Linked DNA regions of Homo sapiens: region 2 is linked to region 1. Evidence: read pairs that join two places in POLR2A ChIA-PET (ENCODE). Cell type or tissue: PC-9. All regions are shown on one strand. Links, peaks and the distances in the headings refer to the core of each region. The heading gives the core; the rest is flanking DNA. Region 1 has its middle 150 kb from the start of LINC01522. Region 2 has its middle 210 kb from the start of PREX1.

What was found. ChIA-PET counts read pairs that join two places held together with the same protein. Peaks named below come from ENCODE experiments on the same cell type or tissue, not always from the same donor. Only the 100,000 strongest peaks of a DNase experiment are listed, where the experiment ranks them.
Region 2: POLR2A ChIA-PET joins it to region 1 with 6 read pairs; 1 of 35 experiments calls an interaction of 5 or more read pairs at or near these places.

The regions. Positions count from the first base shown.
Region 1 is chr20:48,138,258-48,141,171 of GRCh38, forward strand. No RefSeq gene overlaps it. Among named protein-coding and RNA genes, the nearest start is that of LINC01522, 150 kb to the left of the region's middle. In PC-9, for the core only: no CTCF peak of the experiment used is centred there; a DNase peak (open chromatin) is centred at 1,364; H3K27ac peaks cover 757 bases.
Region 2 is chr20:48,613,573-48,616,486 of GRCh38, forward strand. No RefSeq gene overlaps it. Among named protein-coding and RNA genes, the nearest start is that of PREX1, 210 kb to the right of the region's middle. In PC-9, for the core only: no CTCF peak of the experiment used is centred there; a DNase peak (open chromatin) is centred at 1,189.

The DNA of each region.
Region 1 (2,914 bases), core at 288-2,787:
CCAGGTCCACCCACCCTTCCTCCCTCCCGCTCTCTGTCCTGGGAGGCTGATACATATGTACCACAGCATGGCCCTTGTGGCCTCTGGCTTCTGGGTGTGGCTGCTGGGGGCTTTGCAGGCGGCTGCGGGAGGGCAGGGAGTTGACATCACAGACTGTGCCTGTGGGGTAAACATGGCCTGGCTATGTCCCTTGACTAGAGACCCCAGCTGCCTCCCAGGCCACGTTCTCCACTTGACTCTCCTCTCCCAGCCTATATCACCTACCCCTTCCGGGGATCCTTTGGACCCAAGCGAGCAACAGCCCCTACCTCTCCAATTCCTGGTCCCAGGCGCTTGCACTCTCCCTCCTGCTGAGCCCCTTACCACTCGCTAAGCAATCCCCATGGGCACATGCCCTCCACTTCCAGCTGGAGTCCTGGCACAAAGGGGAGTTCGATACCGACTGAGACTGAGTGTCCACCACAGAGGCAAATGGGGACCTAAAATGAAAATTCAGTTGAGTTACAGAAAAACTGAGGAGCGGTGTTTCTAACCGGCCTGGGCTTTTGGGTTGGATTCACGCCCACTGCAGCAGTGTGGACATTGTAGACGCTCTGAAGACCAGCATCCATTCCTTTACTTGGAGCACATCTAGTGGGCAACCTGACAGCGCCTTGTCATCTCCTGGGAAGCTTTAAAAATGCTGATGCCTGGGCCCCACTGCAGAGAGTGTGGGGTGCAGCCTGGATGTGGGATCAGGGGCCCCCAAGTGGTGCTAAGGAGCATCCAGGGCTGAGCCCACCAAGCCAAACGCTGGGGCTCTAGAGGCAAACACAGCCTGTCCTGTGCTTAAGGACCCCACATTCTGAGAAGGGAGGCCAAGAAGTTACTCACTGAAACATAATGTTACCAGAAAGGGGTCCCAATGCCCCAGGAGAGGGTCCGTGGACCTCATGCAAGAAAGAATTTGGGGCCAGTCCATAGAATAAAGCAAAAGCAAGTTTATTAAGAAAGTAAAGAAATAAAAGAAGGGCTACTCCATAGGCAGAGCTGTGACATGGGCTGCTGGGCTGAGTATACTCATAGTTATTTCTTGATCATCTGTTAAACAAGGCGGTGGGTTATTCATGAGTTTTCTGGGAAAGGGGTGGAGATTTCCTGGAACTGAGGGTTCCTCCCCTTTTTAGACTATATAGGGTAACTTCTGGACATTGCCATGGCATTTGTAAGCTGTCATGGTGCTGGTAGGAGTGTCTTTTAGCATGCTAATGCATTATAATTAGCGTATAATGAGCAATGAGGACAACCAGAGGTCACTTCCATCCCCATCTTGGATTTGGCAGGTTTGGGCTGGCTTCTTTACCACATCCTGTTTTATCAGTGCAATCTCTGTGACCTATGTCTTGTGCCAACCTTCTATCTTATCCTGTAACTAAGAATGCATACACTCCTAGGAATGCAGCCCAGTAGGTCTCAGCCTTATTTTACCCAGCCCCTATTCAAGATGGAGTTGCTCTGGTTCAAGTGCCTCTGACAATCATGGGGCAGGTGTCCAAGTGGAAGGGCGCTCTGGGGGCTCTGAGAGCCCTGAGAGGCGCTGGCCCTGTGACATGGAGAATGGGTTGGGCAACACTTCTTGGAAGTAACAGCGTCAAGCCCTGTAAGCCAGGTGAAAGAGGGAATGGAGAAAGGCACTTCAGTTAAAGGGGGCAGGAAAGGCAGAGTTCCCCAGGGGTGGGTGAGAACTTTCTGGAGTGTCCGTAGACTCTGCTTAAAATCCTGCTGGGTCTTCCCAGAGTACTTAGAAGAAAAAAAAATTCCCAGCCACAGACAGCCATGGCGTGGCCATTGCCCACCTCCAGACCTCCTCCCCAGCCACAGAGCTCCACCATGCACAGCTTGTGTGTGTTAAACACATCCAAGCCTCAGGGCCTTTGCACCTGCTATTCTCTCTGCCTAGAGTGCAGTCCCTTCCTGCACCCCCACCTTACTCCAGTTAATTTTCAACATTCAGACTGATCTCGGTGTCTTCCCTCACTGAGGGACATCACCCCACCACCTCACCACTAAACTCCTCCCCAATCTGTTTTTTTTAAGTTTTGAGACAAAATCTCACTCTGTCACCCAGGCTGGAGAGCAGTGGTGCAATCTTGGCTCACTGTAACCTACGCCTCCCAGGTTTAAGCAATTCTAATGCCTCAGCCTCCTGAGTAGCTGGGACTACAGGTGCACCCCATCATGGCTGGCTAATTTTCCTCCCCAATCTGAAAGTGCCTGCCCACCACCCCCACCCTGTTACCGTTGGCCACATCTCCTTGGTTATGTCCTTCAGAGCATGAATGTCTCATAATGCAAATTTACGCTTCTCAAAACAAAAGAGCATCCAGGGAGCATCTCCCTAATCCAAAGGGATGCTTTGTGAAGGTGAGTTTTGAACTGTGTGGCCTTGTCAGGGGCATTCTGAGGGCCTGAGAGGTCTTCTGCAGCACCCCCTGAGGGTCTCTGGTCATTGTGAGGCTGCTCTTTACTGGACAGCAGATCGTATGATATGACAAAGAGGAATTTTGTTTTTTTAACAATGTGCAGTGACAGGTTTATCTAGTGAGTAAAATAAAGGCCATGTTTTGCACTTGACTTTGTCATTGTTCCAATTCATGGTTGTTTGGCTGCCAGTGAAAGAAATCTAAACAATGGCTAAGACAATGAGAGTTTCACTTGTCTTACAAAAGGGAAATCTGCAGTCAGCATCCAGAGGTGGTATGTAGGCTCCATGTTGCCAAGAGGAAGATGGGTGCCTGCTCTTGTTCTACTCAGCCTCGTTATGGGCATGTTCCTCATGAGCATAGGTGGCTGCTGGTGCACATGCAGCTGACTCTGGCCCCTTCACTTGGCAACACTCACTTACGTCTCCTTGGTCACCTGCTTTGACTTCAAA
Region 2 (2,914 bases), core at 234-2,733, 480 kb after region 1:
AAGAAGCTCCTACTCTGGCTCAGTGGGAAGCCCCTACAGACCAGGCTGGGGGCTGATCCCCCCAAGTCTCCACATCTGGAAACATGATCCCTTGTACCTATTAGGTGCTCAGTAGATGTCGGCTGAGTGAATGGATGTGGGGATTTTGCCTCCAGAGGGCTTTTCCAGAGCTACCTGTATCAGCTGGGCACTGGTCACACTTCACCTTCCTTCTCTGGGTTGCACTCAAAGAGATAAACTGATCTTACTTTCCTGGTGAAAATCCTCTTCCGCTCATAAACTGATACCATTCTAGTGACCAACAGCTAGCCGACCATGAGTGTGGTGGGTTCCCGCTGTCAGATCTCAGGGCTGAATGCAAATCCAGCCTTGCCTCAATGGCCCTCTTGGTACCCTCATCCTCTCCAGGGAAGCAGCTCCTTCCCAGGCACCCTCTATAATCAGTGACAGCATAGATGATTGGTTGAGGCCTTAGCACGGGTAATACAGTCAACATCACTGGTGCCAACCTGAGAGTCCCTCCTCGCCTTCCAACCTGACTCAACCCCTGTGTGGTCCAAGCACTTGGGAGCCACGAGTTTCAGAACACAGGCTCTGCCCCAGCCCCCGGACATGAATCTTGATGGATCCAAGCCAGAGTTCTCAACTTTGTCAGACCCATGACCTCTTCCAAAGAAGAATTGTGCTTAATGTCTCTTTACTGCCCTGAAATGAAAGTCATAAATAATTAACCTATAACATCATACACCTACTTAAAAACTCATTACAATGCCCTAAGTGGACTATAAAAAGAAATAAAAGGACAATAATTTTTAATGAAATAATAACTTGTAATAAATTAAATCATATTTCAATAGGCAAATGAACAGACACAGACACAGGCACACACAGAGATATAACCAATAGTTAGATCCTAGCCAACTTCTACAGAAGAAGTTTGGATGGAAGAGAAGATCAGGAGTTGCGCTACAACAGAAGGGCAGAAAAATAAAGACACTTGAATATAAATATTATATTCGGTGTACGGTAAAATCTTACAAAAATATCTTGTTTTGATATTAAATTGATGTCGGTTCTAGGCTAAGATGATTAAATGGCTCTTCACACAAGAGCGACCAGAGGAGAAGTGAAATTCGTGTGGGAAACAGGACGGTCTGTCTTATGTGGACTGTCCTGCGCCTTGGAGGCATCCAGCATTCCCAGCCCCACCCAGCTGAATGCCAGCAATATTACCAGTCATTGAGCCAAGCCACCCCCACATTTCCATACAACCTCAGAGGCTGTACCTCTCTGGTGAAAAAGCACTGGCCAAACCATGATAATTCCACTTCCTCTGCCAGCACCAGGCCTAACAATGCGCTTGGGATGCAATTTTGGCCAAAGTTACAGGCAATCCAATCTGCTGGGGGCTTCTGGGAAAGGGTTCCAGTCTCTTATAAAGAGGCACTAGGAAGAGACGCGTTCTTTCTTTTGCTTTCACCTCTTGCACAAGGGTGGGACGCCTGGAGCTGTGGCGCAATCCTACGAGCTTCAGAGTGCAAGCCTGAGGGTCAGGCCAATGTGGAGAGCACAGTGGGAAGTTGAAAAGAATCAGGGTCCCTGGTGATCCCCACCTCTGTACCAGCCAAACCAGAAGTGCTAGGAAGTCCACTGGATTTCTTGATTCATGGAGACATAAGATATTGTCCCTATGATGTAAGAACAATAGGATACTTATTGTGGATTTCTCTGCTGCTTGAAGCCAAAAGCATCCCACCTGTGACAGGTAGAGTCTTTTTGCTTATTACCATAATCCCTTCTACTTGATAAGCAAAACCTTTGAAATGTGCAAAGCGCCAGACTAACCATCTTATCATTGGAACCTCACTCCCTGTGAGTTATGGATTATGATCCCCATGTACAGACAGGAGCACTGAGACCAGGGAGGAGGGGAAGTGATTTGCCCAGCGCCAGGCCCTGTGTTGCCCCAGGGCAGTGCTCCTCCTCTCCCCCACTGCACCCAGGAAGCCTTTGCTATTCTGTGATCTGATGCCTCTTTGGGACTCCATGCTCTAAATATCTACCCCACCCTCATCACCATTTCACATTCTCATTCTTGGGGTGGCGTCCCTGGATTGAAGAACTGTGACTCTCGGCATTTCCTACTAAAATATGCATATCTCATCTTAAAAGAACTAATACATATTCATTAGCACAAATAAATTCTTCATTAGTTCTCAGATATGGCAGGCTTTGAAAGAAATAAGACATGAGACGGGTGAGTTTTGAGCTGAGTTCATTCATCGTGCCAGGGTGAGCTTTCATTTACTCATTCACTCAATGAATATTTAGGAGGCACATCCTATGTGCTGGACACTGGGCTATGTCCTGGAGCCACAGCCTCCTACTCTCCATGGCTCCTGCCCTCATGGAGCTGGCCTTCTAGTGGGATGGCACAGTCAAAACCATAAGCAAGATAATCGCAGATTCGATAAACCCCAAGGAGGAACTTGTACAGCCTGATGGAATCAAATGTGACTCCACAGGGACTCCCTTAGTCAGGGCGGTCAGTGAGGGTCCCCTGGTGGAGGAGAAATGTGAGCTAAGACCCAGAGGATGAGGAAGCCAGCCATGACAAGATCTGGAGGGAGAGCATTTTAGGCCCAGCAAGTGCAAAGGCCCTGAGGTGGGCATGTGCTTGATGCCAAGTGAGCAGGGGAGGGAGGTGTGCAGTGAAGGTAGGGACCAGATCACATAGGATCTTGGATTTTATTTCAAGAGCAATGGGAAGTCATTGAAGATTGTAGATGACAGAGTGGCATCATCTCTCTTGCACTTTATAATGCTCGCTCTGGTGGCTGGAAGAATGGATCATGGAAGCAAGCACAGATCGAGGAGGCCCCATAGGAGGCTGTCTCAGTCCACCAGCTTGGAT